Regions from separate parts of the Homo sapiens genome. Here region 1 is linked to region 2. Evidence: chromatin loops called from intact Hi-C (ENCODE). Cell type or tissue: HCT116. All regions are shown on one strand. Each heading gives the region's core, and the rest is flanking DNA. Links, peaks and the distances in the headings are about the cores only. Region 1 has its middle 48 kb from the start of PCED1B. Region 2 overlaps VDR (vitamin D receptor).

Region 1 (16,080 bases), core at 4,963-12,962, 800 kb before region 2:
TCCCTAGTAGCTGGGACTACAGGCATGCACCACCATGCCCAGCTAATTTTTGTAATTTTAATAGAGACGGGGTATCACCATGTTGGCCAGGCTGATCTCGAACTCCTGACCTCAGGCGATCTGCCCACCTGCACTTCCCAAAGTGCCAGGATTACAGGCGTGAGCCATCTCACCTGGACAAAAGTCAATTTTCTAAGGATGATGCAACAGGATGATAGGTCTCTGACAGCATCGCTGAGTTCATTGAATAGCTGTATCAGGACGTTTCTTACCTTTGGATTCCTTGCAATGTGACAAAAAGTTTTATTTATATAAGCTATTGTTTGTAGGGGTTTCTGTTACTTGCAGCCTCATGTATTAGGTTGAACCATATGATATGTTGTAAACAAAAATAGTTGAAGCTTAGCAGATTTCTATGATTCAACCAATTTTATGAATTGATGCTGAATTCAAGACCCTTTCACTTCTCCAGCAATCAAAACCTCTCCTTTTCCTCTCTCCTGCCACCTGATACCACACAAAATAGATCTTTATATATATATATTTCTGACATTTAATCAATGATGTGCTGGTAAACTAGTTTGTTAGGAGGAAAAGCCCTGATTTGTACTGTATTTATGGTATAACTACTCCCACTATGTCTCATTTTAAGCTTCCAGCTTGAGGTCACTGAAAAAGGAGTTGGAAAGAAATGCTCGCAATCAGCTCTTCTGAGCTGCTACTACAGCCAGCTCCAGCATGCCACTGCCCACGCATTGGCCAAAGCTCTGTTACAGTGTATGATGGTCAGAGCTAATGTTAGAAAGTAATTTATTATCCTTACTATTATTCTCTTTGTAGCATTGAGACAAAGATACAAGAAAAATATAATATATCCAATAATTATATGATATATATGCTAAGTACATATTATGTACACATAAAATAATTATAAAATACAATAATTATATCATATAATTAGGATATGGGGAAATTGACAAGATAAATGTAGATCTTTGCCCTCTGATTCATTTAGATCTAGTAAAAAAAACTAAAGAAAATGTGTCAGAGTAGCCACCAAGGAGACATAAAATAGTATGAATTTTTACCAACAAAATAACTTATAATTTTGATATAATTATAATTCTACATTATGGCTTTATTATAATTTATAAGAATATATAATTTTACCAACAAATTAATTAATATGAATTTTTACCAACTAGCTCTTCTATTGCCTAACTTTTATCAGTTATCTCTAATGGGTAAGAAAGAAAACCAAGATATCCTTCACTGGTTATTCATTTTTTGAAAAAGCTGTATTCTGTTGCAGTTAAAGAAGATGAAGCATTTGACTTCCATTTGGGACAGTGACCTTTATAAAATACCGCCCTCCCTCCCCCAAACCCTCAGCCCCCAAACTCATTTTCTCTAGCTGTTGAATGCCAAAAATCCATTTAGTTTTCAAACATTGCCTTTTTTCTATTAGTTTTAGGTAGCTGGTCCAAGAAATGATTGAGATTCTTCCCAGTTTAAACTTAAGATGCTTGAATGTACTGCCAGTACCAAATGAAGGTCTCTGCATTCTTCATCACCCTGTGCCCAGTCTCCGTCTTTTATCATCTTCTTTTAACAATCTTAGTAATCCCAAATAAAGTGAAATGGAACATATTAATAGTTACTCTTGGGGAATTTTTTTTGGACTGGAGTTGATATATAACTGTGGCTGGATTATCAACATGGACTATCCTGTCTGGAGAGACAACTCAATATTAATAATGCAGATTCGAGCATTCAATGATCCTATACTTTGTCAAGCCAGAAAACTGTGAACCAACCTAGATCTGTCCTCTCACTCAACCTCCAAGTCTAATCAGTCAATAGAAAAAATAACAAATATATACTGAGCACTTACTGTATGGCAAGCAGAGAGTTAAATGCTCTTCACCTATTATTTTATATAATCTCCACAATCATCCACTGTGTTGTGTTACTACACCCATTTTATAGATGACAAAACTGAGATACAAATAAGCTAAGCAACTCATCCAAAGTCATGGCACTGCGGTAGAGCCTGCAAAATTTGAACCCCAGCAGCCTATCTTCAGGGCATACCATGTTTACTATGTTAGCAGAATTATAATAGATTCTCCTGCTTAATTACTTCTCAAATAAGTTTGTCCCTTCCTCAATATACCTACTGACTTAACAGTAGTTAGAATCATCGTGAGACCTTGCCTGGATTTACTGTGATAGTCTCCTAACTGAACTCCTTGTCTCTGGTCTTTTCCCCACTCTAATGCATCCTCTACCTAGATGACAGAGTGCTTTTGCCAAACTATAGACCTGATTAAGCTCCTCACTGTAGCCTTCAGGATAAAGCTGAAACGTCATCTCTTAATAACCCTGACTCTGTGCGTAGTGGACCCTGCCTTCCTTTGTCCCCATTTCCCTGCACATCTCGACAGGGCAGCCCTACTAAACAGCCTGAATTTTCCCAAACATATCATCTTCTCACAGCAACAGCTTCCTTCGGACATACCTTGCTTTCTGCCCAAAATGTGCTGACTCCGTTTTTTTCTTCTATGTGGCTAATTTCTAGCAGTCCTGCAAATCCCTAGTGAAGGAGCATCTCTCAGCCCTCTACTATTGATCACAGTATGCTGGCCATGGTCCTCATCATAGCTGTCCTCAAAGAGCTCTCAGTTCAGGAGGCAGACAAGTAAACCAATAATCCAAACAAGTGGGCAACAGCTGTTATCAAGCCACAGATCTTAATATTCTATAAAGCGTAATCTTATAGCATTCACAAAGAAAAACATCATTATTTAAATTGTTATGTTTTAGACATGAAAAACACTTTGACTAGTCAAAAAGTTTTAGGCAGGCCAGGCGCAGTGGCTCATGCCTGTAAACCCAGCACTTTGGGAGGCAGAGGCAGGTGGATCACCTGAGGTCAGGAGTTTGAGACCAGCCTAGCCAACATGGTGAAACCCCGCCTCTACTAAAACTACAGAAATTAGCCGGGCATGGTGTCACACACCTGTAGTTCCAGCTATTTGGGAGGCTGAGGCAGGAGAATCACTTGAACCCAGGAGGCAGAGGCAAAGATTACAGTGAACTGACACCATGCCGCTGCACTCCAGCGTGGGCAACAGAGTGAAACTCTGTCAAACAACAGCAACAACAACAAAGTCTTAGGCCTTGGCTGCTCTGTCTATGGAGTAGCCATCCTTTTGTTTCTTTACTTCTCTAATAAACTTGCTCTTACTTTACCTATGGACTCGCCCCAAATTCTTTCTTGCATGAGCTCCAAGAAGCCTCTCTTGGGGTCTGGATCAGGACCGCTTTCCAGTAACATCTTCCTGGCAAACCACAGAGGGACTATACGGAAGAGACCCAAACCCAAAGGAAAATTATCTGCTCAGCACCACTTGCCTGACTTTGCGTAAGTGGTAGAGTACATTTTATCCTGGGTAAAGGACGGAACAAGGCTAGAGACCCAACTTAGGACATTTAGAGTTCTTCCTAAGATTTAGGGGGTTAGGGACCTCCCTTGGTAAAGTCCCTGTTGGTTAAAAATGGATTTGGCACTACAGGATATTAACTGCTATTCCCTTTGGAAAAAGTTTTAGCTATGATGCGTGTTTCTAGATGTATCTGTGCTATTCTCTTCATTTGGAGTATGGTAAAATATTCTTACAGCAGACATAATTTTAAGGAAAATGTATTTCCCTCAGCACTTGTAACTTTTTGTTTATTTATTTATTGGATGTTCTTGCTTTAATTTCTTTAAAAAGCAAAAGGTACGAAAATAGCCATAAAAACGATATCAAAGGGCACTTTATTTTTTGAAATGAACTAAGTGCTACATGTTACTCTACTTCATGAGTTATTGAGATTTAATCCTGGACGTGAAGTAGGGTGTGGAGAGTGATTGACTGTAGTAGAAGAAGCAATACACTTCATGGGTTGGCAGTGCTGGAATAAGATTATCTACAATTAAATGAGAAGTAAGATAGTCCAAACTGGAAACAGTGTGTGAGGTTAATCTGCATTCCTAGGTTAGACTCTGACAGATTATGAGGCTCCCCCACTTAATGCCCCTCACACTTCTCTCTCTCAATACTCATTTTGATATTTAATCTTTTGTGCAGCCAATCAATTGATTAGTAATTTGCTTGTGTACATTAAAGGCCAGGAGAAAGAAGTTGCACTATACCAAAACCATGTCCCACTTTAAAAGGTACCTAGATATAGATTGTCCAAAACATTTTTACTTAAAGTATGCTCAGGAAGTGTTGAGTAAGAGACAATATAATTGACCAACGTATGGGCATTCTTTGGAAGCCAAGGAGAGAAGAAAGCAGACGGTAACAAACGGATAAGAACCATAAGCTTTCCCCTACTATAGAAAGTCAGAAATACAGGGAGGCTGAGGCAGGAGAATTGCTTGAACCCTAGAAGCGGAGTTTGCAGTGAGCCGAGATCTTGCCACTGGACTCCATCCTGGGTGACAGAGTGAGACTCCATCTCAAAAAAAAAAAAAAGAAAGAAAGAAAGTCAGAAATGCAAATATTTATGAAGTAATGTAGAAGTTGCAGTTTTCAGAAAATGTTTAGTCTTAAAACCTTTTGCAAGACTGCAACCTTGTACATGTTTTGGCTGGATATTAGCTACTGGTACTTGAAATCTAGTCTCATCTTCCTTTGTATGCCCTCTGTATTTTAAAGACTAGACATCTAAAAACCACATTTTTTAAAGTCACTTGGAGCAAAGGTTTTAAATGTGATTTGGGTTCTGCTAATAATACGCAGTTGGCCCTTCATATCCATGGGTTCTGAATCTGTGGATTCAGCCGATTGCAGACCTAAAATAGGAAAAATAAAATTTCTCCAAGTCCAAAAGGCAAAACTTGAAATTGCCACATGCCATGTACTAGACTAAATCCATGTCAAGAAAGTAATGTTTAGATATTGCATTAGGTATTATAAGTAATCTAGATATGACTTGAAGTATATGAGAGGATGTGTGTTGGTTATATGTAAATATTATGACATTTTATATGAAGGGCTTGAGCATTCATGGATACTGGCATCCATGAGGAGTCCTGGAACCAATTGCCATGAATAGCAAGGGACAATTGTGTGTTCGTATATATCTAGAAAGTAGAATTGTGAGGAAGTCCAGCTTTGTAGCTATGAACGCTGACAAGCAAGTTTGCCAAAACATAAGTGCCTGTGGTAGCTGGACTCCAGGTTCTCATGTCTAGTTTTCAGCTTCATGAGTGTGAGCAGCTGTGATGGCAATAGCAAGAGCGGCAATGGTGGTTAAACCTGAAACCCATAGTTCGATGGTAGTCCCATAACCTTTCAATGATTTTGTAAGTGTTTAATTGTCTACATTAAATTCCCTCCTAATTGAAAAATCTAAATAGATTTATATTTCATGCCCTGAATGCTAATATGACATCCAAACAGCAACTTGAAGAAGCCCAATTTATTGAAAAAAAAAACAACCTATAATTCAACATCTGTGACTAATCAAGATATGACTAACTCTGCCATACCTCCAGTATTCAAGGTCAGGAGACAGAGTCCAAAACTGGCATTAAGGGTTACTGCAGGTCTATTTATGCTTTTGATACTTCCATATACATCCTGTGGTTTGAAGTGTGTGAGGCAGAAACTGCATTGAATAGGGTATGGGAGAAATCTATGTTTATGGAAAGAATGACCTCTGAATTAATGAAGGACCATTATAGGAAACTGTGTTTTTTACGGTCATTGGTATTCTCCTCTTCTCCCTTCATCATCTTATCTGCTAGATCTTCCTTTTCCAGACCTCTAAATGTTGAAGTATTCCAGGGTCCATACCTTGGATATCTCTCTGCACCTATACTCACTCTTTCAGTAATTGAATCTGGTTATATGGCTGTAAATGACATCCTTATGATGACGACTATAAGTCCTCAAAGTCCGACACATTCTACTTCACCACATGGTTAGTTTCTTCATGGATGAAGTTGGGAAGAGGATTGTAGGAAAAATCATATTAACTTCAGAAATGGGGCAGATAGCTGGGCATGGTGGTTCACACCTGTAATCCCAATACTTTGGGAGTCTGAGGCAGGTGGATTTCTTGAGCTCAGGAGTTCAAGACCAGTCTGGGCAACATGGTGAAACCTGTCTCTACAAAACATATGAGAGTTAGCTGGGTGTGGTGGCACATGCCTGTAGTGTCAGCTGCTCAGGAAGCTGAGGTAGGAGGATCACCTGAGCCTGGGAGGTCAAGGCTGCGGTAAGCATGATTGTACCACTGCTGCACTCCAGCCTGGGTGACAGAGTGAGACCCTGTCTCTAACAACAAAAAAGAAAATAAAGAAAAAAAAATGAAGCTGATAGAATAGAATGTAGTCATCAGATTAGAGGTCAGATGAGAGAGAGTCCTGCTAGTTTTACCATTATGTACTTGCATAATACATATTCAGTTAGGTTAAAACACTGAACTGAATCAACGAGAGGACGAAGTAATAGTTTGGATCTATGTCTCTGCCCAAATCTCATGTCAAATTTTAATCCCCAATTGGAGGTGGGGCCTTGTAGGAGGTAACTGGATCATGGGGACAGTTTCTCATGAATGGTTTAGCACCCTCCCCGTTGGTGCCATTCTTGTGATAGAGTTCTCATGAGATCTGGTTGTTTAAAAGTGTGTGGCACCTCCCCACTCTCTCTATTCCTCCTGTTCCAGCCATGTAAGACGTGCCTGCTTCCCCTTCACCTTCTGCCATGATTGTAAGTTTCCCAAGGCCTCACCAGAAGCAGAAGCCTGTATAGCCTGCAGAACCATGAGCCAATTAAACCTCTTTTCTTTATAAATTACTCAGTCTCAAGTATTTCTTTATAGCAGTGAGAGAACGGACTAATACACAAAAGTTATGCATGTGCAAAACTGAAGTCAGTATTTTGCTTTCTGCTTACTGTCTCTTTCATAACATTCTTTAGTATGTACAAAATACTGGGTTCAGGAGTCCATTGTATTCTGGCTGGCGGCCCCATAACGTTGAATTATGGCATCTTACCTATCTGCCAATTTTCTATGCTTGATTTTCTCTACCTTTGACCATCATTATACTTATCAAAATTGTGTCTATTCCTTCAGAGAACTGTTTTTGTTTAAATATCCTGAAGGAAAGCAATCCTAAAACATAGTCACTCTAAAGAATGAAACATTCTTAATAGTTTGATGTATCATTTCTCTCAGAATTTATATTTTTTACAGGGAACACTGCTTTGTGCTTTGATTTTGTGTAGGCATCATAATTGTGGAAGGCCTCTAAGAACCAAAACTGTCTACCTGATAGTCTGAACAGTGAGAACTGAAAACACATCTACATCTATATTAGCAAGACTTCGCAATTCCTCTGACTTCACCAACATAACTTTATTTTTTCAGGAGTCTTCTGCCCAGGCATATGGCTTGAATGTTCACTACAGGAACTTCCCAAAAGACTCATCCTCTCTTCAGTGGAAAACGTCAACCAACAGCTTGCACGTAAGATTCTTTGAATCCCTCGCCTTAGCCATCAGTCTTGGACTATTGTATCCTGATCCTTACCCAATCCTGAACCCCATTTTTAAAGACCCACCTGAAATCACACTTTCATTTTCCAATAAGTTGGGGTTTCTTCCCCCCACTCGGAAACAATCCCAAAGTTTGTGAGGTGGTGCCCACCCTTACCAAGGTAAGTAATAAACTATGGTTTGTCTTGTCAGTGGGTTATGTTGGGGTCAGTGGTTAAGCTCTTTGGGGAACCAGCTTTTGACAGCTCCAAAATCTTGCATTCAGAAGTCTGTAACTATTGAAAGGAGAAGTCTGTACCTGTGAACCAAAAACATGTGAGACAGGTCTCAATCAATTTAGAAAGTTTATTTTGCCAAGGCTAAGGACACACTTGTGACACAACCTTGGGAGGTCCAGGTGACAGGTGCCCAAGGTGGTTGGGGTACAGCTTGGTTTTATAGATTTTAGGGAGACATGAGACATCAATCAATATGTGTAAGATGTACATTGGCTCAGTCTGGAAAGGCGGGATAACTTGTATAGGGGGCTTCCAGATCATACGTAGATAGGAGACAAATGGTTGCATTCTTTTGAGTCTTTGATCAGCCTTTCACTGAATACACAATCTGCATGTGAGACTCGGGTAGAGGAATAGTTACTTAAGCCTTAGTCTGGCTCAATGAATCTGTATTTTATAGGTGAAGGAGGTATATAGCTTTTAAAAATCTTTGTAGTTATCTTACTTAGAAATAAAATGGGAGGCAGGTTTGCCTGATGAAGTTTCCAGCTTGACTTTTCTTTTTGGCTTAGTGATTGGGGTCCTGAGATTTATTTTCCTTTCACAACCTTAAAATCATCAGACACTGCATAAATGTGAAGGCCTAGGCTGATTTTTTTTTGAACTGGATATTATGAAAGATACAAAGGTTGAGGCTATAAACTTCAAAGCTGCCAGGATAGACTAAAACTTCATAACCAATCCACAAGATGCCAGCATTCCATCAGTGCTCAAAAATCCAAGAACGCACATGGGTCATTACAGTGTTCATGTTATTTGAAAGGAAATGCAAATATGGTAACATTTCATTTGGAAAAAGAAAAAGAATATATATGAACTACCACAAGTTTTCCAATATCTGTCTTTAAACTCCTAAGAGCTAATATGTAACAAATTTAAAGAGAGAATATTTGGTGAGAGAAGGTGGGGGTTTTCCTATTCAGCTTAATGGTAATTTTTAGAATTTCCTATTCAAGAAGCCACTAGATGGCCCTAAAGCCCACCTTTATCAAAACACACACACAGAGAGCTGGCAAGACGAAGAAGAAAAAAATTTAGCCATTTGCTCATAAGTTAAAACTGAAAAAAGATAATTCATACAAAGACATAAGGTCTATCCTGTGTTTACTTAAGGTTTTAAGAAAATCAAGTTTTGCTACAAAACTTGGAGCATTTTTCTTTCTGGGAACATATAAGTACATATCATAATAACCAACTTCTCTACAACATGCATGATTTTTGATGGTGCTAATATACTAGTGGTTAGATTTTCCAAGATTGATCGAATTATTAGAGCTTCTAAGCAGAAATTACATAGTAAAGAAATCCAATACATAAGAAATAGTGAACTTGAGTGAGATTACAACTCAGCTGAGTTGTTTGATCAGCATAAGAAACAGTACTACACAGCCTCTTTCACAACCATGTGCTGACATAGTGCACAGAGTGTTCCTGGCTCCCGTGGCCTCCCGTATCCTACCCTGGCACTTCCATTCCTCACTGGTTCCTGCGTTTCTGTCTGCCGCTCTGCAGGGACAAGGACTGTGGCTCTCTTGTGCAAGGTTACCTCTCCATCACCTATTGTAACTGGTCATTGGAGCATTTCTGGCATGCCAGTGCCAACTATAGTGTGCTTAAAACATATCCACCAAAGTTTTACACCGTACTTAGAAGTGTTCCATGTTATTTGTATTTAGAGCTATAAATCAGTTGATTTATTCAAATCAGAAATACAAATGAGATAAAGGGACAAAGTTCCACAATTCTGCTGATTCAAAGTAAAAATAAGGTATTAGTCCAGGTAGAGTGGAAAGCACAAATTCATCAGCAGTAACAAGTGGAAGCCAGGCGTGTCCATGAGAACAGTGGAAGTCTCCTGGGAATTAGGAGACATCTTGGAGAAGACAGTGGGTTTTTCCACAGGGCATAAAATGGGTATTCAAGCCAATCTGATTAAAATCTTCAGAGGCAAAAGACCCTAGCAGACCCAAAGTTATTATATAAGCATTTTAAAATAGAAACTGCATAGAGAAGTGGCAGCTGAAATACAAATGACAAAAAGCCTTTGGGTAAATTGGCTCAGGAGCTTTGTGATGCTAAAGAAAATGGAATCAGCCACAGGCAACAGAGAAGGCAGATGGGGAAAGACACAGTCCTGAGGAATAACCTTTGCAAGCACATCTGCGACGTGACACAGCCACTGAACATTCCCTGAATACAGCCGATAAGATCAAGAGCGAGCATTTCTTAATCAGTCATTGCTCTAGAGTCTTCAACACAAATGCCTAGATTTTTCTGGTAAAAGAAAAGCTCATTCCATGAGTGAGCAGCAAGTTAATAAGGAGAGAAAAATTATCCTGCCCTTTTCTCTGTTTTGTTTTTCCTATCACTCCTTCTCCTATTAAGGTTAATTTTATGTTTGAGAAGAGCATGTGTTTTCATTATCAGGAAAAAAATGTCTGTTTTTAAAATGTATTAGCATATTTTATTTGTTTTTGTCATAATGCACCCAGAAATAAAAGAAACCACAAAAGTCCATGTGATGACTCATGAGTTTTTATTTCTCTTGGGTATACCTGGTTTCCTTACAGGAGCGTCACCCTTCTCCTGACTGAACCAGACACCTGGGGAAATCTTTCCATAGCACTGGTTTCTGATTTGCAAGTTCACTCATCACAATTTATCAAATGAAGTGGGTTCACTCATCTAACTTCTACTGAATGCCTAGTATATGCTGTAGATATAGAAATAAATAAGCCCAAAGTCCTACCTACAAAAAAGTCATGACTACTAAAAAAGAAATAAAACTGTGATTATAAGATACTGTGGTAAATGTTGCAATTAAGGTTCACATCGTGTAAAGCTTTGGGCTGCATGCTATATTTATTTCTCAGGAATCCATTCCAAGGCAAGAAAACCCAACCAATACTCAGCTAAACAAAAAGACATTTATTTGTCTCAGACAACACAAAAGCCAGGGAGGTAGGCAGTCCAGGGCTGGGAAAATAGCTCCCTAATGTATCAGGGACCCAGGCTCGTCTGTCTTTACCACTCCTTCACCACCATCCTTGGCTTGGAGGCATTTGTCTTCATATTTGCTGCCTTGTGGTTGTAAGGTGGCTGCTACATTTTGAAACATCACATCTGTTCATGTTCCAGGCAGGGAGAAGGGGGAAGAACAAAGGGCAAAATGAGTCATGTTAGCCCATTTTTTGCTTTTTTATCAGGAAAACAAAAAATTTCCCAGAGACCCCAGCACATAGACATTGTTTTATCTTATCCGTCAGAGCTGTGTCACAAAGCCACCCTGGCCAGAAGGTGGCTAGCGAAAAGCGGGCATGGGATAGGAATTAGGCTGGCGGACCCACAGCGTGAGACACTAATGTACCCCACATGCTCCTGTTGCTATCTTCTACCCATTTGAACAACTACTGTCCTCTCTATTCTGCATGCTGGCTAGGAGAGCCTAGGCAACAAACAGTCCACAGGTATGCCTATGGTTACTGCTATTTCAACAGAGTTCACTGGAGTAAGATGATGAGGGAGGAAGTTCATCTTTTTGAGGATTTACCCCCTGTTTACATTCAGTCTTTCCATGTTGAACTAGAAATTCAAAGAGGAGGCATCATGTCTCCTTAAATATATATATCTTTCCCCTCTTTGGAGATCAGGATCTGTTTTAGACTGTGGGGAATTCAGTAGCCCCAACTCTGTTTTCAGGTGAGGTAACTGAAACCTCCCTGCTTCAGCAGTGCGATTCCCACTACCTGTTTACAAGAGAACTGAATATCCCCTCCCCTAGGGATCCTCTGCTGGAACTCCGATTACCCCATAAGTTGCTGTTAAATCAGTGAATGGCATTCATTAGGCACATATCATGTGACAAGCAGTGTATCATATTCCTCTAATTCTTCAAAAACAACTTTATGAGAGAGGTACTAACGTCATCTATTTAACCATGAGGAAGTCAAAGCACACAGAAGTTAAGTCATTTGTCCAAGGTTACATGGCTAATATGCAGTGAGGCAGGGATTCAAACCCAGGCAGTTGGCTTCTTATGGAGAACTGGGCAAGGGATCTTAGTACTAAATCAGCTAACCTCATCTAGTGGAAATGTCATTCTCAGAGTTCTTCAGGCTGCAGACACCAGGCTTCTGTAACTAGCTCTAGGTCAGTTTGGAAAGGTGCATGGTAAACACCAATAATTTAGGAATATAAGGCAGCTTAAGATTTTAATTCATTCATTCTTCAATAAATATTTATTGAACCCCTGAAACGTGCTAGGTTTCACTCCATGGCCTGGGGATTCAACTATGGGCAAGAGAGCATGGTCCCTTACCTGAAAGTTTACTGTTTCTAGGGAAGACAAGGAATTAAGTAAAATTTGATGAGTAATATACTGAGAAAAATTCAAGGTACTATACAAGTGTATTATAGAAGACATTCGTATTTTGGGGGTGGAGGTGGGGAGTTTGTCGGGGAGTGCTTTTTTTTTTTTTTTTTTTTTTTTTTAGGCAGAGTCTCACTCTGTTACCCAGGCTGGAGTGCAGTGGTGCAATCTTGGCTCACTGCAGCCTCCATCTACTGGGTTCAAGCGATTCTCTTGCCTCAGCCTCTCAAGTAGCTGGGATTACAAGTGCGCACCACCATGCCTAGTTAATTTTTGTATTTTTAGTAGAGATGGGGTTTCACCATGTTGGCCAGGCTGGTCTCGAACTCCTGACCCCAAGTCATCTGCCCGCTTCAGCCTCCCAAACTGCTGGGATTACAGGCATAAGCCACCACGCCAGGCCATCAGGGAGTACTTCTAAGAGGAAGTAACATTTGAGTTCTCTGATATGTTGCAGTTAGCCAGACAAAGATCCTGACTGGAAAGATTCTGACTGGAAAGAAGAGGTATGGGTGTTTGTGTAGTTCTAGAGCGGGGAAAACCTAGTTTGTTGAAGAACTGGAATGAATTGCAAAACCCCCTGAAGTAAAAGATACCTGAAGAGGTGGGCAGAAGTGGAGTCATGAAGAGCTCTGTGACCTTCTAAGCCAACTTAAAGTCAAGTATTTTGTTTATGGATTTAATTTTTTTTACAGTTATAATCACAATGTCCCCAGTAAAGAAACCATAATATAGCTCATGTTGTTTTTGTTCTTAATTAGCTTGTTAACTTCATGGTACATTGACCACTTAAAAATGAGATTTATTCTTCTCATTAACTTTAAAATGTTTGGAAATGAATTGCTTAATATCAGAAAACATTTCTTATGCTTTTTGAGAGAGGAAAATAGGTGAGCGTCTATTTATTATCTGGTGATGTCTATGTGCTGGAGTCTTGGTTCTCCCTATTTCATGATTCCTGATAAAAGACTTATGCCTCCGTTCTTGTAGCCCATTCAGAGACCAGGTTTAGGCGTGAGTGCCACCAAACAAATTAGAGTTTTTGCCAGAGTATGGAATTCCAAGTCTTATTTTCAGGCCCCTAGGCATCTGTGCCAATTGTGTGAGTTGCACTAACGACTAGTAAGTGAGTGGTCATTGCTCTGCTAAATCTTGGATATACAAATTTAGGGGGTCTCAACACATGAACAGGATGGGGAACAGGCAGAGAGGCAAAGCTGTGTTTGTGAGGAACCAAGAGAGGCAAGGCTTGATTCCTGAGTTGTTTGGATATATGCTGTCCAGAAAGTGGGGTGAATATAGTACCCCATCCTGAGGAGATTGGAGCTCTGTGCAGCCAAGAGAAATGGCCCCATAACAGGTAGCCAGAAGCTCAGGGCTCTCTATTCACAGCCAGAATAGAGGCTGTCACAATCCTGGGGAAATTTGTTGATTTCTTTATTCATTCATCCAATAAATATGCCATAGAGACAGGGCAGTAAAACACACAATGACAACAACAAAACAGACAGAAAACTCTGCCTTCATGAAACTTATACTCTAGTGATGCAGATAGAATCCAGTAATATGTAGTGAAAAAAAAAATTCATGACCACACTGGGTTTACTCCAAGAATGCAATTTTGTATTTTGGTCTTATGTGAAAAAATCAGTCAAAGAATGAAAGAGAATAATTACATGTCACTTCAATAGTTGCACAAAAAAAATTAGTAAAATTCAATACCCAAGCATGATTTGAAAAAACAAACACTCTTAGCAAACTCGAACTATAAGGGAATTTTCTTAACCTAATTAAGGATATTTACAAAAGAACCTTTGATGAATATCATGCTTAATAGTAAAATGTTGAAAGCTTTCTTTTTAGGATTTATAACAAGACAAGCATTGTCTTTTATTACTACTTTTATTCAATGTGCAAAATTGAAGGACACCGAAGGCCCTGGCCAGTGCAGTATGAAAGAAAAATAAATAAATGACAAAGTTATTGGAAATAAAGAAATAAAACATCATTATTCACAAATATGATTATATCTGTGGAAAACTGTGTGAAAATAAATAAAATTTAAAAGCTCTTGGAACCCTGAAAATATTTTAGGCTTTGAGAGATATGTGACTGTGATCTGAATCACATGTAGTTACAACCTCTATTCTCAGATTATAGATTAACCTGCTTTCTTGTTTTTCTTGTTCTGTGCAATGACTAGAGAGAATTAAACAATGCCAAAGACAAAACCTCCTGCCTTCTTCATTAATGACCCTTGTTATAGATTAACTTCCCCATTTTTGTCTTGATTTGCTAGATAAGATGACAGAAAACTCATGACTATTACTCCCTCTGGAAAAAAAAAAAAGAAAGAAAGAAAAAAAAAAGTTAAATGTACCCTTCCCAGAATAAACACAGCCTATAACCAATCAAATTGCTGTAACTATGCACCAACCTTATATGGAAAAATGTTGTAATCCTCCTAAAAACTCCCTGTCTCTGCCTACATAAATGAAACCTTAAGTTCCTTACTTCGGCATACTTACTCTAGTCCTCTGCAGTTGGTGTTTCCAGGTAGGCTATCTTCAAATGTTGCTCTTGAATCAACTATCCTTAAATTAGATTCTTAACATTTTATTATTTTAGGCTGACAGTTGAAAAGAACCTACAGCCAAATCAAAAGAATTCATAAGTGAGTTTAGCAAAGTTACTAGAAACAATATTTAAAAATTTATTTGAATTTTTCTATACAAGCAATAAAAAAAACAAAAAGATGTTATTTATAACAGCTTCAAAAATATCAAATAACTAAAAATAAGTCTAGCAAAAGATATGCAAGGCCACCATGCCAAAAACTATAAGACACTATTAAGATAAAAAAAATAAGACCTAAATACTCTAACTGATAGAAAAGACTAATTCATGGATTGCAGAAATCAAATTGTAAAGGATAATTCTTCCCAGATGGATCTAGATATCCAATGTAAACACCTTTGATTATTTTTTTTTAAATGAAACTTGACAAGTGAGTCTACATTTAACTAGAAATTCCAAGGGTCAATAGCTAAGAAATGTTTTACACGAGTAACAGTGGATTCTGATTATCAAGACTATAATGCTTCGGTAGTAATACATTGGCACAAGTTAAGAGATTGGATGAGGATTATAAGGATAGACAAGTTAACCAATGAAATAGAAAGAGAGCCAAAAACAGACTTAACCACACATGGGTGCTTGATTTATGAGAAAGGTGGTATCATAGACCAGTGGGGAGAAAGGGATCTTGTTGATAAATAATATTGGGACAATTGAATATCCATATTAAGAAAAAATTTGACCCCTGCCTGACACAATAAATAGATATTAATTTTAAATTTTTAGGCATAAATATGAAAGAAAAAAGCAAAAAATATTAAGATGATACAGTAGGAGAATAGTTTCATGATTTTAGAGTAAGAAAAGAATTAAAATAGGACATAAGAAACGCTAACTATAAAGGAACCAAGCCACATACGTACATTGAAATTATTAACTTCTGTTTGCCAAAAGACACCTTTAAAAACGAAAAGGGAAGAGCAGAGTGGAAGAAAATATTTACAACACAAACAAAAGTTAAAAGTCTCTTACCTCAAATATATAAATAACTTCTACAAATTAATAAGAAAAGATTAACAATTCAGTAGAACAATGAGTCAGAGCAAATCACAAGAGGCTATTCAAATGGCCAATAAATCCTATGATGTTAAAATTCCTCAGAAACAATCAAAAAGTGAAAAACAAACTGGACCCAGAAGAGCAGAAGCCTGTGGTTGAAAGGAAAACAGAGCAGGGAGAAGGAAGATCAGGACAGTATTGAGAGGGTATACCAGCACTGGGTTAAAACAATCTG
Region 2 (16,080 bases), core at 2,829-10,828:
GAAACCTGAGAAAACAAAGACTTCAGATGGGCGAGGAGTGGAAGCTGGAGCAGGCCGGGAGCAGTCACAGATTTCAATGAAGCAAGAGGAAGTGCATCGGAATCCCAAGTGGGAGAGAATATCAAGAAGGAGAGACTCGCACACGGTTGCAGTTGACAATGCTTTAAAATCATTTTTTTGTTGTTGTTTGTTTTTGTTTGAGATGAAGTCTTGCTCTGTGGCCCAGGCTGGAGTGCAATGGCATGATCAGGGCTCACTGCAACCTCCGACTCCCAGGTTCAAGTGATTCTCCTGCCTCAGCCTCCCGAGTAGCTGGGACTACAGGCACCCGCCACCAAGCCCGGCTAATTTCTATATTTTTAGTAGAGACAGGGTTTCACCATGTTGGCCAGGCTGGTCTGACCTCAGGCAATCTGCCTGCCTCGGCCTCCCAAAGTGCTGGGATTACAGGTATGAGCCACCGCACCCGGCCCTAAAATCATTCTTATAAAGAGAGCTCACACAAACTGTTAAGAAGCACTAGAACAGTGGAGACTAAAGTTCAAAGCCCAGAAACAGACTCTCCTGGTACAGAGGAAACACAACTCACAAGCAGAGGTAGGGGTATGTTCAACCTGATCGTCCTCAAAGTAATGCCAATTAAAATGAGACAAAGGTAGGTGCCTTTTTGAAACATTAGCGAGAGCTCGGTGAAGTGTGTGTGCTGTCGGTAATGGCGTAACCTCTTTTGAAATCAGTTTGGCAATATATAGTAAGAGCTATAATGTGCTGTTACCCTTTGGCTCAATAACCCCACCCAGTGTATCCTAAACTAGATTTCTATAGTCAAAATTGGGGGAGGAGGAGCGGAGTATGTGCCTAATGATGTCCCCCATCACACTGCCTATAATATAGAAAATTAGAGACAATTTGAACACTTATGATTGGAAAATTGTGGAGGTAAATTATGATACTATATTTCCACTTAATAGAAAACTATGAAGCTGTTAGGAAGATGTTTATATGCAACACAGCATCACAAGAGAATAGAGATTGGTACATACCCCATGATTGCAACTGTATTAAAAAACATATAGGCATGGAGGAGAAGGTGAAGAGGAAATATGTGTCATAGGTAATGATTATGTAGGGTGGAATGGGTATATATGGTTTTGGTCTCATTTAATGAGTCTTAACATTGCGGAGAGCGGGAATGAGGGTTGACCAGAAGCTGAGATTTGGGTCTCAGCTATAGCAAGGGCCCTGACAACCTTCCAGAGGCCACAAATGCATTTATCTGGCAACTTAATAGACTGAGCTCCGACCGCAAGGCAGGTGCGGTCACTGTGGGTATCAACTCAGCATTCTCCTGATAGGAAAAAGCCCACCGTGAGGGGTGATGGCCAGGTGCTCACTGCAGATTCCCTCCCATATATGGGAGGCTCCTGGAGCTCCATAGTCTCCTCTACTACTGCTGAGGAGCAGGCCATGGCAGGCGCCTGTGGGGACAGCCCCCAGAGGACAGGGCTGACTGCAGGAGGAACAGAGCATCACAGTGAGGTGAGCTCAGCGGGTATGAGGGCCTCTCTGCTTTGGGGTGGGGGTTGGCGGGCTGTGGTCGGCCACCTGCTGTTTCACATCACCCCCTGAAGGTGACATGAGATGCAGGGGCCATCACCTTCACGGCGCCCCCAGGAACTCTACCCGGGCCCCCACCTACAGGCGCCATTAGGCCTCCTGCTCCTCCCCGTTCCACTCTCTTCCCACAACAACACACTGGGGCCTTGAAATAACACATCTTTCTTTACGCCATCATTTCCACAGAATTTGCCTATGATTCATTTGTTGTCAAGAGGTATTAAAACCTCCAGCTCCCAGGCACCCTGGTCTTTGTTCCCCTCCCTCCTAGGTCCCACCACTCCCCTTCCCACGGTGTCCTGCCCAGCTCTTACCCAGTCTCCCTGAGCCCCAGCATCCCAAACTCAGCGCCGCTGCCCCCACAACCACCCCCCAACCTCCTCCCCACTTGGCCTCTTGAGGAACAGTGGGAAGGGGCTGGGGCAGGTCCACATGGCACCCACCCACCTCCCCAGCCCAGCTCCACCAGAGGAGGGCCCTGCTGGGGGCCTCTAGCCTTAGGACTTGGAGATGAAGCCCTGGAAACTCTTTGCCTAAAAACAGGAGGCAGTGGAACCCTCAGCCCCAGAAGCTGCCCCTTTCTGTGACTCCCCAACCCCCTCACTTGGGCAGGATGGATTTTCCTCATACCTCGAGGCCTGGTCCCTGGGTCCCTCCCCGTCACTGTTTCTGACTAGGCACAGGGGTATAGAGTTTCCACCGTGTGTGTGTGTGTGTGTGTGTGTGTGTGTGCGCGCGCGCGCGTGCGCGCGCACGCGTGTATGTTGGGGAGTAGGAAGAGCTGTCTTCTCACACCCTCATTACCCAGTAAGGCTTTGGGGTTCCCCTCCCAGTCCCTCCCCAGGGCTGTGTAGGTGTGTCAGGGAGCTAGAAGGTGGGGGTGGCAGGAGAGGAAGAGGGCGATGGGCGAGGGAGCTGGGGGGCTGCTGGGAGCCTGGCTGGGGTGACAGGAGCTGCTGTGGTCGGGTTATCTGATGTGAGGAGACAGGTGTGCAGCTTCGAGGCTCTGGGGGTGGGGGAAGAGCAGCCTGAGAGAGAAGTAGAAACAGTAGAAGCAGCCTGGAGCCAGCGAGGTAGACAGGAAAGACAGAGATGGGAGAAAAGAGCCTTAGTGAACCCAGGAAGGCCTCTCCCCAGAGGAGGATCACTTTTTTCCTCAAGTTCTGGAGGCAACACCAGAGCAGGCAGGCAGGTGGGCAGGGGGGTGTCCCCAGCCTCTGCCGTGGTCCAACTTCCCCAGCTCGCCAGCTCCCAGGGAACCAGGCAGCCTCCCCTCAACACTGTGGGGCTGATGGGCTCGAAGGTCCAGCCTTATCCCTGAATCAGAGCAGTTGGAGACAGTTGAGGCTCTATAATCTCGGTTGGGGGTTAACGGGTGGAGGAGGCTTTGCAGGAGGAGATAATGGGGCAGACCTCAGGTCTTCCGCACTACCCACCAGCACAACACCGTGGAGCTGGGGGAGTAAGCGGAGTTGTTGGCACCATGGGCCGGGCCAGGCGTGCGTCTGCCATCCTAGGAGCTGGGTTGAGGGCCAGCTTGGCCTTTCACAAGAGGGGTCCACCTGTGAATCCCTGCTTCTACCCCGTCTATCCCTGACTTGGAATGTGTTGGAGGAGCTGCTTATAAGGAAGACGATATCAGGTTAGACGTTATCTCTTTAGAGGAGAGGGTCCCCAGAGGATGATGAAAATTACAGTAATAAAGGCTAACATTTACCGAGCACCGAACTCCATGCCAAGCGCAATTCTAAATACTACATAGTAGCTCATGTGGTCTTCACAACACCTAGGAAGTAAGTACCATTACTCTCTTTGCTTTACAGAAGACAGACAAATAGCCAGCAGTTCCACAGCGACTCAGGGGACTGCCAGGGTTCAAATCCTGCTCCTGCTAGATGCCACTTCTGCTGCTCTTCATTGCTGCCCTAGACAAGGCCAGGCCCTGCGGCGTGCTGCGAGCCTTCCTTCCGTTATCTTTACCAGCTCTACATGGTCATTCACAGATGAGAAAGCTGAAGATCAGAGAGCTCACACATTTCCCACAAGGTTACACAGTCAGTAAGAGACACTATCAGGATTCCAATGACCTGCTGTTAAAGTTCATCTCTTATTCACTCATTGCCTCCCTCAAGGCTGAAGAGTGGGGTGGAGGGGAGACCAGCAGAGCTACTGAGCTCAATCTGCCTCCTTGGCCCTCCCAGCCCAGAGCTCTGCCAGCGGTGGTAGGAGGAGTGTGGTAAGTATTTGCTGATGAATGAACAACCGAAGGACAAAATAATGAACTGTCATCTTCCAAGGCAAAGGATTGCAGAAGCCACTGATATCCTGCCCACCGCCCTCCCCATCCACTCCTCTACCACCTCCAGTCCTTCCTGTGAACACAGCAGAGGCAGGAGCCTCTTGGGGTGGGGTCCCTATCAGGGAGGAAGTGCAGCTGGCTTCTCCCCCACCCCCTTTATCACTTCTCCCCCATCCCTACTTTATCACCCAGGGCCTCCACAATCCCCTCCCTGTCCCTCTCCGGGGGCTCCTGGGTAGGAGAGGGAAAGACATGTAAATCAGTGGGGCTAGGGGAAGTGGAGGAAGCAGAAAGGATACCAGGAGCATTTCCCCTACACGCTTAACCTGGGGCTCACAGTCCTTGCCAGGCTGGGCCAGTGGCTTAGGGGACCAAGCCCTTCCTGATAGGCCGCTTGATCTATCTGGCCAGCCTAGTAGGCAAATGGGGAAATAGTAGTCAGGAGTTGACAAAGTTGGGGCACCTGCCCTCACTTTGGCCCTAGCCCCATGCCGGCTGCCACAGATGTTCACAGGTGTCTGCAGGATTCTTTTGTTTTTGTTGTTTTTTGACATAGGCTCTCGCTCTATTGCCCAGGCTAGAGTGCAGTGGTGCGATCATGGCTCATTGCAGACTCAACCTCCGGAGCTCAGGCAGTCCTCCCACCTTGGCCCCCCAGGTAGCTAGGACTACAGGCACATGCCACCAGGCCCAGCTAATTTATTTTTAAAATTTGTTTGTAGAGATGCCGCCTCTCTATGTTGCCCAGGCTGGTCTTGAAATCCTGGCCTCAAGTAATCCTCCCTCCCCGGCCTCCCAAAGTGTTGGGATTACAGGCATGAGCCACCATGTCCAGCCAGGATTTGGGATTGGGTCAGGGTGGCATGGGCCTTTCCAGAGGCCCAGTAGGCTTCTGAGTGCAAGTGAAGAGTGCAGCGGGGAGGCCCTACGGAGCTAAATAAGGGCTGTCGACCAGGCTATGTGTGACTTCTCCTTTCACCACCAAGGTCTGGAGGTCTAAGGGGAGCTCTGCCCACTACCCCCAGGAGCTCACGGGAGCTTCTTCCTGCCTTCCTCCTCTCAGCAACCAGTATCTAGGAGGCCATGCCTTCCTTCCCAGAGTCCAGCTCAGACAATTTGCAGAACAACCCAGCTTGAAATTTGATACTTGATCCACCCCTTGTGCATCCCCTAGATCAAATAACCCTGGATCTGTGACCCTTGGCTCAGATCTGTCTAATTCTTAAAGAGTCTGTTCAGACTTGGAGTGAGGCTGTTGAGTCCTGAGGAGGGAGGGGCTGTGGCAGCATTGACAAGTTCCCCGCATTCCTGTGGTACCTGAGTCTTTCCAATGACTCCCCTCACCTGAGGCTCAGTCTCTCATTACCCACCCGCTTCCCTTCCTTATCGGTGAGGTCTTGAACAACTGAACCAAAGAGCTTCTGGTTCATGAGCTAATGTTAACCTGCAAGAGGACACAGTCTTTGGCTCTGTCTCAGTCAACTCTGAATATGGTCTGCAGACCTAGCTTTTGGAAGATGCAAGAGCAGGAGGGATGGTGAGAATACTGGATGACAAAATGAGGATTCAAAACATTCGAGCAGGCCAGTGTGGGATAATAAAATCAGATAAATATAAAGAGGGACAAATGCTACATTCTGCATTTAGTCAAAAACAAATTGGTGGCCAGGCACGGTGGCTCACACCTGTAACCCCAGCACTTTGAGAGGCCAAGGCTTGGGAGGAAGGGAGGGGGTTTGCTTCAAGTCAGGAGTTCAGGACTAGCCTAGGCAACATAGAGAGACCTCGTCTTTACAAAACACAAAAAAATTAGCTGAGTGTGCCGGTGGTCCCAGCTGCTCAGGAGGCTGAGATGAGAGGATTGCTTGAGCCCAGGAGTTTGAGTCTGCAGTGAGCTATGATCATGCACTCCGGCCTAGGCCACAGAGAGACCATCTCTCTCTCTTTCTGTCCTTCTCTTTCACACATACACACACACACACACACACACACACACACACACACACACGAATTAGCCAAGTACAGAATGAGGGGGATGTGGCAGACACTTTAGGGAGAGGAGTTAGTATGAAGTTTCTGAAGCCACATGGAATTAACTTCACAGGTTCTGAAGTTGAAAGGAAGGTGTTTAAATTTGCATAAGTCTGTTTGCATTTCATTTTCTAGCAGGGACATTATTAGCCTTTTTGACTCTCATTTTCTCACAAGTGTACAGTGGAGTTTTCCGGAGGCTTCTTGACACATGATATCATAACAGGTTGAATGCAGAAGCCAATATGAGAATCTGGCTGCCTTCTACTAAACCAGACATTAAAGAGATTTGCAAAACTGTGAAACAATACTGTCTTGTCATTAAATTAGTTTTACTTTGGAAACTGGTTATTTTAAAGAAAAAAATGTGTTATTTGTTCTAACTTTTAATAGATTCATTATTGCCACATTTAAAGAATACACTTTAAAAATGTCTGTTTTAATTTCTAATGGTACATATTGATGAATCTAACCCACACACACAAAAGTTCTTTGGGGTCCTTCTTTTTAAGAGAGTAAAAGGATGCCAGGACCCAAATGCTTGAGAAACTCTGGTTTAGAGGCAAGCCACAGAGCTGCACGTTCAGAGAACTGCACGTACCCAGACACGGTGGTCGGTTAAGTTTCAATGTCTGGAACAAAGACAAATGACACTGAAGAGATCATGGTGGGGTTTATACCTCATCAGAGAAGCAGGGTTCCAACAAACATGGGGATAAATGAATCGATCAAACCCGATTCTTGAAACTTGTCTTGATTCCCTTTTCTCTGGGCATAAGCCACCCCTTGCCAGAGAATACTGACATTAATTATAGGTCAGTAAATACGCATGTAGTGAAGTCCAGGTGTTGGTGATTGTTGAAGGATTGACATTGACAAATAAAGAACATGACTGAAAGAAGTTGGGGACAGTAGTCACTAGAGTTCCATGCATTTCAGATTTATATTCCTATCTTCCCACCTCTTTCCCACACTTTTCTCCCCAGGCAGCTTTCGGCTGGGGCCAATTTGGTTTATTAAGTGGCACACCTGCCCCCTGGTGGCCAGGTGGTACAATGACACCTTCTCTCAGTTCTGGTAGATATCATGGAGCAGGAGTCCCTAGCACCAAGAAGCTGAGATCCGGAAGAGGCGCCCCAAAAAATCAGCCTGGAGTGAATCTAGAGGGCCCATCAGGGATCGGAGGTCGGAATGTGGGAGCAATGTCACCTCCTTGATAAAAACTTATTTGGCCATCTCAGCAACCCAATAGTGATGTTGGCCAACACATGATTGATAACTACGTGCCAGGTACTGTTATAAATGCTTTACACAGATTATATCACAACAACAGCAAATCTATGAGGTAGGTACTATTATTGTTACCATTCTGTGAAGAAACTGAGGCTCAAAAACATTAAGTAACTTGCCCAGGGTCATACAAATAGCAAATGGCAGAGCCAGGCCTGGGAGACAGCAGTTTACTTGTTAACTGTTACTTTTAACTTGTTAACACTTTGCAGCTTCCACTTGGCATGCCTAGTACTCATCTGTCTGTAGGGCTGTCTTCTCCCACTGCACAGTGCTTTTCTTGGGGGTGGCGACTGTCTTGTTCATCGCCATATCCCCAGCACTGAGCTCGGTGGTGTGGCTGGTTAGAAACACTGGAAGGACTACATAACTTGGCTGGACCTCAGAGGGAACCTGCAGCCTCGCTCACTGTCAGCACGGACTATGCTCAGAGGCCCGGGGCACAAGACCCTGGGAGGCCCTTGGGTGAGGTGTGAGAGGGTCAGATACTCCCTGTTGCCTGGGAGGAGAAGCCAGAGAGCAGATCCCTAACCCCATGTCGCTGGCATGAGGAGAGGTAAGCACCACCAGATGCCCTCAGTAGCAGAGACTCAGAGCCTTGCTGAATCTCACTCATATCATGGAGATAGAGAAAGGGTGGAAGGGGGATGTGATTGGGGCTTTGGGGGCGGGGGGCCAGGCAAGTGGCTCAAAGCTATCCCTGTAGGGCAGTAGCACCACCTCGTGGTGAAACTCAAGATGATTTAGGAAAAATAACCCAGCTAATCCATAACTGAGGGGAGGCTGGGAACCCCCTCCTTTGGAGTCAGCACTCTCCTTGGATAGAGCCACAGGAGAGGGCCTGGAACTCTTCCAGCGTCTCCCCAAGCCAGAGCAGCTCACTCCAGAAGTGCTCACCAGGTTGTATAGAATGTGAAGAAAACACCCCTTATGGACATGTCCTATGGGCCACAGGCTGAAAAGAGCCGCCTAGCTGAGGTCATGTCAATGAAATCACATGCTCTTCAGGGAACAGCCTGCGTCCAATGACTACCTGATGCAGGAATATAGAAGTGTCTCCCTCACTTCATCTTGGGGCAATCCAAAGGGCCATCCCAGCTTCAGAGATCCCCACACGGGTTGATTGAGACCTTCACTGAGACTGCTTTGCAGCCCAACTTCTCCCACTGCTAATTCTACTTCTTTCCCTTCCACCAGGGCTGATAATCCTGAGACTGCTCCCTAACAAGCTCCCTGCACTTCAACCTGCATTTCAGAGTCTACGTCCCTGGAACCCAACTTGCAACACCATCCCGTATATCATATATCACATGCGTGCATACAGAGATTCGGAGCAGCTGTCTGGAGCAGCGAGCTCTCAGATTCCCCCTGCCAGCCACAGGCTCCACACCCTGCTGTGCTTCTGGGTCTTGAGGAGCACAGACTCCCCATCAGCCTCACGGGCTCCCTGCCCACAATGAGGACTAGTTGCCTATAGGATGTCAGCATGATGAGCCATCTCCTTGGCCATGCTGGAGGTGTCAGACAGCATCCATCCTTCTTGTCATCTGCAGGGACCATGGGGCAGGCAGACCGACCTGCACTGCACAGGCAGCCTGCAAGGAGCCTGGTAGAAGCTGGGGAAATTGAAGGGCTGTGGTCACTCCTGGCAGGCCCTGTTTGCTTGCTCCAGGGCTAAAGGAATCAATACTCCTAGCACACCAGTGAGCTATTTATACCACATGATGCTTTGAGCCTATCAACCCCATGGTCTGTGCAGTGTTTTTGCTTTATGTCTCTTTTAAGAAGCAGACTCATTCGAACTACCCCAGGTGTGGCATAGCCCATTGTAAGGGGAGGATGTTCCCTATAGCACTTCCATATGATGTCAAGTTAGTGGCCATTCTGCCCTACAGATCAACAGAAGCACATGACGCCAGCATCCTCATGGAGTCATTCACAATTAGTACCAGATAAGAATGCATTGTGTAGACCAGTGCTGCCCCATAGACTATTCTGCGATGATGAAAATGTCACGCTTGTAATCCCAGCACTTTGGGAGGCTGAGGCGGGCAGATAACTTGAGGTCAGGAGTTCAAGACCAGCCTGGACAACATGGTGAAACCCTGTCTCTACTAAAAATACAAAACTTAGCCAGGCATGGTGTCAGGTGCCTGTAATCCCAGCTACTCATGAGGCTGAGGCAGGAGAATGGTTTGAAACTGGGAGGCAGAGGTTGCAGTGAGCCGAGATTGTGCCACTGCACTCCAGCCTGGGTGACAGAGCAAGACTCTGTCTCAAAAAAAAAAAAGAAGAAAAAAGAAAGAAAAAAGAAAGAAAGAAGAAAGAAAAAAGGAAGAAAATGTTGTGTATTTGCACTGTCTCTTACGGTAGCCCTGAGGTTATCAAATACTGGAACTGTGGCTTGTGCGGTTGACAAGCTAGATGTTTACCTTTATTTCATTTAAATACTCACATGTAGCTAGTGGCTACTGGATTGAACAGTGTAGGCATAGAACCAAAGCTTGGAATATGAAAACTTGAAAACACTTGATCCTAATTATGCAACCTTCCTGGGGTATATTCCTCTTGGTTTACCTGGAAAAGCGCATTATAACACAGCCTTGGAAATTTTGTGTTCTTCTAGGTCAGCTATAAAAATGCTACATAAGATCCTTCTAACAGTGTATCAGAACTCCATTCTCCACATTTCTCCAGCCAGAGACATGCCCATTTATGCAGCTGTTGATTTCCTTTCTCTAAGTCCCTTCATGTTTCACAAAATAACCCTCAAGTTCTAACCCCAATTCCCCTAAGTCCATCTCATCCCACTGAAACACATTTTAGCCTTTGGTTTGAAATATTTTCAGATGTTTCTGAAAAATTAGAGTGAATCACATCCCCAGGCCAACTTATCCTCAATCAATACATTAGCTGGCATGATTTCCTTATTTTCAGATCACAATGCTGTGTTCTTGTTTACTGTGCCTAGCAATGCTACCCTTCATCATAAACCCCACTTCCTTGGGAAGCAGAATGGAGTGCATCGGCATAAGTTGGGCCCCTTAGGAGTCCTGTTTCTGCACAGCAGTCATTTGTAATCCTCCAGGTCACTGGCACAGCCGCCATCTCTAATGGCAGACACAGTTTTGCCAGTAGCTGTTTGGTTTTCATTTTTGAGGGTCTCACGTAGGTGTCATATATTGACTGCACACTTCCTGGGAGTAGAGCACAGTTTGGTCCAGCACCTCTAATTTTCCTGGCTCAGGGCCTGCTTTAGGAATGGGAACCTCTTTTATCTCCTCTCTAGGAGAGAGCTAGCAAGACCATCAGTCGTCTGTCAGGTCCCCCAACTCAATAGGAAGCAGGACAATGTAGCAGTTAATTTGTGGCTTCTGAACCTAGCTGCTGAAGGTTCAAATCCCATCCCTTGCTAGTGTGGCATTGCTCAAGCTATCCTTTCTGTCAAATGGGGGTAATAATGATTCATCTCCCATAAGGTCCTTATAAGGATAAGGCAAATTGGTTTGCATAAAGCATTTATTTACAGCAGTACTTGCAACAAAGTAAGTGCTATATAAGTATGAGCCATTTTTATTACCATAAGCAAAGCTTTCTACATTGGTTGACTTGACAAACTTCTGGCAAACTTTTTTTCTCTTTGGAAATCATTCAGCAGGCACTGTTTACATCCTTTCGCTGCCATATCTCTAGCTTTCACTAAATCTGCCACACATTCCTGCCTTCTCTGTTGACCTCGCTTGGATTCTCCTACATGCTTCCAGTTAGCCAGCCAGAGGATTTTCCTGTCTCTGGGAATCTTGTGGAAAATCTTGCATTTTGGGGCACCTTCTCCTTCAGTTATAATGATATACCTTAAAAGTTTTACATTTACAAATGTCTATTTCACACTCTCATTCTAAAGTAGAATCGATGATGACCTTTTCTCCCCGTTCAGCCCCATAAAAACTCATTTTCCCCTCTTTTCTTTTCCTCCCAGCTCCTAGACTTCCTTTGGAGGAGTGGCCTAGGTGGTGGGGCCCAGGGCTGAGTAACTGATATTTCCAGGAGTTCCCCGAAGAAGGCAGGGCCAGAGGGAGAGCTGGGAAGGTGGTGACATTACAAAGACAAATGCATGTTATAGATGAGGCAACAGCATTATCCAAGGCTGAGGTGGAGAGCCCAGCAGGCCAGGGCCACATCGTGGTGGGGTAGGGTCTGATTCACATTGAGGCAGAGGTGAGTCTCCTTCCTTCTCCTTCTGATGGGTTGGTGGAGTTACAAGCCAGGGAAGGAAGGAAAGGGTCCCAGATCCAGACTTGCTCTTTCTGAAATCCAGGGCTTCCCCCAGGGACTGGGTCAGCCACCTGGGGAATGAGAGTGGGGGTCTGAGCTCAAACATGGTGTAGTGAAAAGGACACCGGACCATGACTCCAAAATCTGGTCCTGTCCTGGTCCACTTCTAAGACGGAGTTTCGCTCTTGTTGTCCAGGTTGGAGAGTAACGGCACGATCTCAGCTCACTGCAACCTCCACCTCCTGGGTTCAATTCTTCTGCCTCAGCCTCCTGAGTAGCTGGGATTACAGGCTTGCGCCACCATGCCCGGCTATTTTTTTTTTTTTTTTTTTTGTATTTTTAATAGAGACAGGGTTTCTCCATGTTGGTCAGGTTGGTCTCGAACTCCCGACCTCAGGTGATCCACCTACCTCGACCTCCCAAACTGCTGGGATTACAGGCGTGAGCCACCGCGCCGGGCCTGTCCTGGCCCACTTCTAGCTAGTTATATATGCTTGGGTGAGTCACGCCCTCCTCTGTCAGTTTTCCTGAATGAGGGGATTGACTCGTTTAGCAACTTACAAGTGTTTTCTCCCACTGAAGAGCAAGCTGGACCAATACGTTCTGCAGCTAAAATCAAACAAGGGTCTCTCCCTAGACCCTTGTAAAATAACAACAGCAATAATAATTAATGTACAGAAGTTTCACAATGTAAGTTCTCCCCCCATAAATATCTCCAAATCAGTGGTACCTGCTACCCTGTATATTAGACTATAATACAAATGGAGTCTGAGTCTGAAAACAACTCATATCTAATAAATTTAAGATTAAGCGATATATATGCTATTCTGCAGTAAGGAACGTGGCTTTCAGATGTTTTTCCACCTGAAGAATTCTGAGAGACATGGGGCCAGGTGGACACCAAGGCTCTTGCAGTGTGAAGTCTGATTCCTCTCTGGGTTTTCAGGGAACTACGGATGCAGGTGCAAGGACACAGCTTCCAGGAGTTGGGGCAGTCACGTTCCCACTGACTTTAACATTCCTGGTGACTCAGGGAATGCGGCCGCATTCCCCAAACTCAAGCACTGATCTGAAGAAGCCTCTGTGATCCACCTCGAAGAACGCCTTTCTGTACCGGTCCCGCACACCTACAGCTCACTCTCACAAAGACCCCACCTTGGAGTAAACGGACAGACGCTTCCCACCAGCTGGGCTGGGCTGGCTGCAGAGAGCATGCACTTGAAGTTGTATCACTCCGCCCCTGCCTCACAGGCACCTTTTGACTTTTGGGTGGTGGAGTGAGAATAAGAAGGCACCTTACCCTACATCACGGAACCCCCAAACACTCTCTCTGACTAGCCACCCGAGACTGCCCCGCTCTCCCTTCCCACACTCTGGGGTGCGGCAGCGCTAGCTCTTAGCCCTGTGGGTGAACAGCGGCCTTGCAACCACATTGAGGCGGCAGGGAGATCATGACTCAGCCGCTGGGGTCTGAAAATTCTTCTCCTCCATCCCACCCTGCCAGATGGAGAAGATGCGGCTCACTGCTTCTCCAGACCCTCTCCCCTGGGGAGGGGGTGGGGGAGCAGGCTCTCGGCTACTCTCGGTGATCCGAGGAGGACAGGGAGGGCTGGCTCTCCTGGGCAGGAGGTAAGGCACTGGCAGGGGGAGGACGAGGTCGGCAGGTGCTTTTCTGCAAACTGGGGACAATTCAGTCCTGCTACATGGATCCGTGGAAGGAGGGCTTCCACCTCAACCAACCCCTTAGACCCAGGGCGAGGAACTGTGAGCTTGGTGACAGGGACAGCTGTCATATTCTTCTGTGAGGCTGTTTTTGTCTGTTTTTCCTCCTTGGGTCTCTCAGCAGGTGGGTTCGTGCCTGGTGCTCCAGTGATGGGAAGAAAACCCACCTCACCACAGCTACTGCCCGTGAGAATATAACCAGGGCAATGGGATGTTGGTGGGCACTGAAGGGGGTGGGGTGGGAGCTGTGGGCCGATTATTTATCGTGAGTAGGCAGGAGAGGGAGACCCCACTAGGCGCTGGACAAGCGGGGCCTGCAGTGGGGGGAGGTGCAGGTGTCTCTGTCCCTGAGGAATGGATGCATTTCTCCTGTCTGTTCCCTCAACATCAGTCAGCAGCCACTTAGGCAGCGGTGGAGGCATCTCTGGGCAAGGCCCTGCCTCCAGCCTCTGCCCTCTGCCCCCACTTGGGTTTCTTTGTCAAACAAACAGCAACTCCTCATGGCTGAGGTCTCAAGGGACCGGGGAAAAGCCCGCAGGAAAGGGGTTAGGTTGGACAGGAGAGAGAATGGGCTGGGTGGATAGGGGAGGTGGCAGAGGAGGGGCTGAACCCCAGACGGGGTGAGGAGGGCTGCTGAGTAGCCGCCAGCCCCGGGCCTGGCACGTGGCCCTGGAGGAGCAGCCCCACCCAGGCACCGCCACAGGCTGTCCTAGTCAGGAGATCTCATTGCCAAACACTTCGAGCACAAGGGGCGTTAGCTTCATGCTGCACTCAGGCTGGAAGGAGAGGCAGCGGTACTGCTTGGAGTGCTCCTCATTGAGGCTGCGCAGGTCGGCTAGCTTCTGGATCATCTTGGCATAGAGCAGGTGGCTGCCCGGGGGCGGGTGGCGGCAGCGGATGTACGTCTGCAGTGTGTTGGACAGGCGGTCCTGGATGGCCTCAATCAGCGCGGCGTCCTGCACCCCAGGACGATCTGTGGGCACGGGGATAGAGAAGAAGGCACAGGAGCTCTCAGCTGGGCCCCTCACTGCTCAATCCCACCACCCCCCACCCACACAGACACTCAACGGCAGCACCCCCTAGGCCACCCCTCTATGACTGCTGACCGGTGATACCACTGCCTGGCCCCAAAGCCCTCCAGTGACTTCTCCGTGCATTTAGGATCCAGACCTAGGTCCTTCCATGGGCGCACCTGGCCCTGTCCCTGCCTGGCCTTGCTCCCTGTCCATGCTCTGTCCATCCCTCAGCGTCCCGATGCGCCATGCTCTCTGGCCACCAGCCTTCACATCTGTGCTCCCTCTGCTTGGAACTCTGCTCTGCTATCTTTGCCAGACTCTTACTGATCCTTTGGATAACAGCTTAAAAGGTCTTCCTCCAAAAGGCCATTCCTGGCAACACTCTACCTCTGTAGCCCAGACCACGTCAGCTTCCCTCCTTCTATTCTACCCTTCTGTAGCATCACTTACTTTATTTTTAAAACTCTTGCCTTGTTAGGAATTAATAATTAAATAACATTTGTTTAATGTTTCCTCCTAAGCTTCATGGGAGAGGAGCCTGTGTCCCATTTGCTGCTGAACCCCAGTACCTAGCATAGTGCCTGGTACCTAATAGGTGCTCAATAAATTGTTGCTAAGTGGATGAATGAATGAGAGAAGGCTGGCTGGGCAGGGGTAGAGGAGCCCATCTCCATTCCTTGAGCCTCCAGTCCAGGAAAGCATCCCTGGGCACAGGCCACTAGCACAGGCTGAGGCAGGGCCGCCCCTCTTTGGACCTCATCACCGACATCATGTCCCCAAGGTCACAATAACTTCCTCTTCGGCCTTTTCTCCCTCTTCTCACCTCTAACCAGCGGAAGAGGTCAAGGGTCACTGCACATTGCCTCCAAAATCAATCAGGTAAACTATATAGGCAGAACCATCTCTCAGGCTCCAAAGTTTTGTACCCTGCCCGCAAGAAACCTCAAATAACAGGAATGTTGAGCCCAGTTCACGCAAGAGCAGAGCCTGAGTATTGGGAATGCGCAGGCCTGTCTGTGGCCCCAGGAACCCTGCTTATCTAGTTCCTCAGAATCCCCCCTACGAATCGCCTGCACACTCTGCAAGGCAGAGCTAAGGGCAGTGAGGGGCACCTCAGCGTCCACACACCACAGGGGCTCTGCAAACCAGCAAAGTAGGTATTTCCTTATCTGTGTCTCCTTTTGCTACGTCTCCCTTCAGGTTGCCCAGCTGGCCCTCAGCAGGTCTTTGTCCTTCATACTCCCCGCTCCCCAGGTCCCTGAGCTCCTCCCTGCCTGGCCCCATACCTGGGGAGACGATGCAGATGGCCATGAGCAGGACATGCTCCTCCTCATGCAAGTTCAGCTTCTTCAGTCCCACCTGGAACTTGATGAGGGGCTCAATCAGCTCCAGGCTGTGTCCGGCTGTGAGAGACAATGGCCAGGTACTGCGGGCAGAGCTGAGGAGCCGCCCACCCACCTCCAACCCCATGGGTCTGACCCTCGCCCTTCTCTCCCTGTTGGTGCCTAACTCCCTCCCATGTATCTGATTGGAGCCAAACCCCAGGACGGGTGGAGCCAGAATCTGGGAGCTGAAAAAGACTCCCCAGGAGGTGGAGTCTAGGCATACCTTTGGTCACGTCACTGACGCGGTACTTGTAGTCTTGGTTGCCACAGGTCCAGGACATGTCGTCCATGGTGAAGGACTCATTGGAGCGCAACATGATGACCTCAATGGCACTTGACTTCAGCAGTACGATCTGGTCCTCAGAGGTGAGGTCTCTGCAGGGGAGGGAGGGAAGGAGGTCAGGTTACCAGTAAACGCCTTCAAGCCACACAAATCAGTTTAGTG

The links. Peaks named below come from ENCODE experiments on the same cell type or tissue, not always from the same donor. Only the 100,000 strongest peaks of a DNase experiment are listed, where the experiment ranks them.
Region 1: a loop joins it to region 2, with 7 times the contacts of the local background. A loop is called at or near these places in 2 of 110 quality-filtered maps.

What each region holds. Positions count from the first base shown.
Region 1 is chr12:47,023,952-47,040,031 of GRCh38, forward strand. No RefSeq gene overlaps it. Among named protein-coding and RNA genes, the nearest start is that of PCED1B, 48 kb to the right of the region's middle. In HCT116, for the core only: a CTCF peak has its summit at 8,797 (motif pointing right); a DNase peak (open chromatin) is centred at 8,830.
Region 2 is chr12:47,830,799-47,846,878 of GRCh38, forward strand. It overlaps VDR (vitamin D receptor), which reads right to left. Exons shown (of 10, transcript NM_000376.3): 8 at 15,859-16,010; 9 at 15,537-15,653; 10 at 10,739-14,207. The coding sequence ends at 13,948. LINC02354 (long intergenic non-protein coding RNA 2354) reads left to right here. Exons shown (of 3, transcript XR_007063292.1): 2 at 3,441-3,853; 3 at 7,020-9,310. Among named protein-coding and RNA genes, the nearest start is that of LINC02354, 9.7 kb to the left of the region's middle. RefSeq lists enhancers at 1,234-1,283, 12,411-12,984, 12,985-13,557, 15,082-15,583. In HCT116, for the core only: CTCF peaks have their summits at 6,983 (motif pointing left) and 7,978 (motif pointing left); DNase peaks (open chromatin) are centred at 6,973 and 7,943.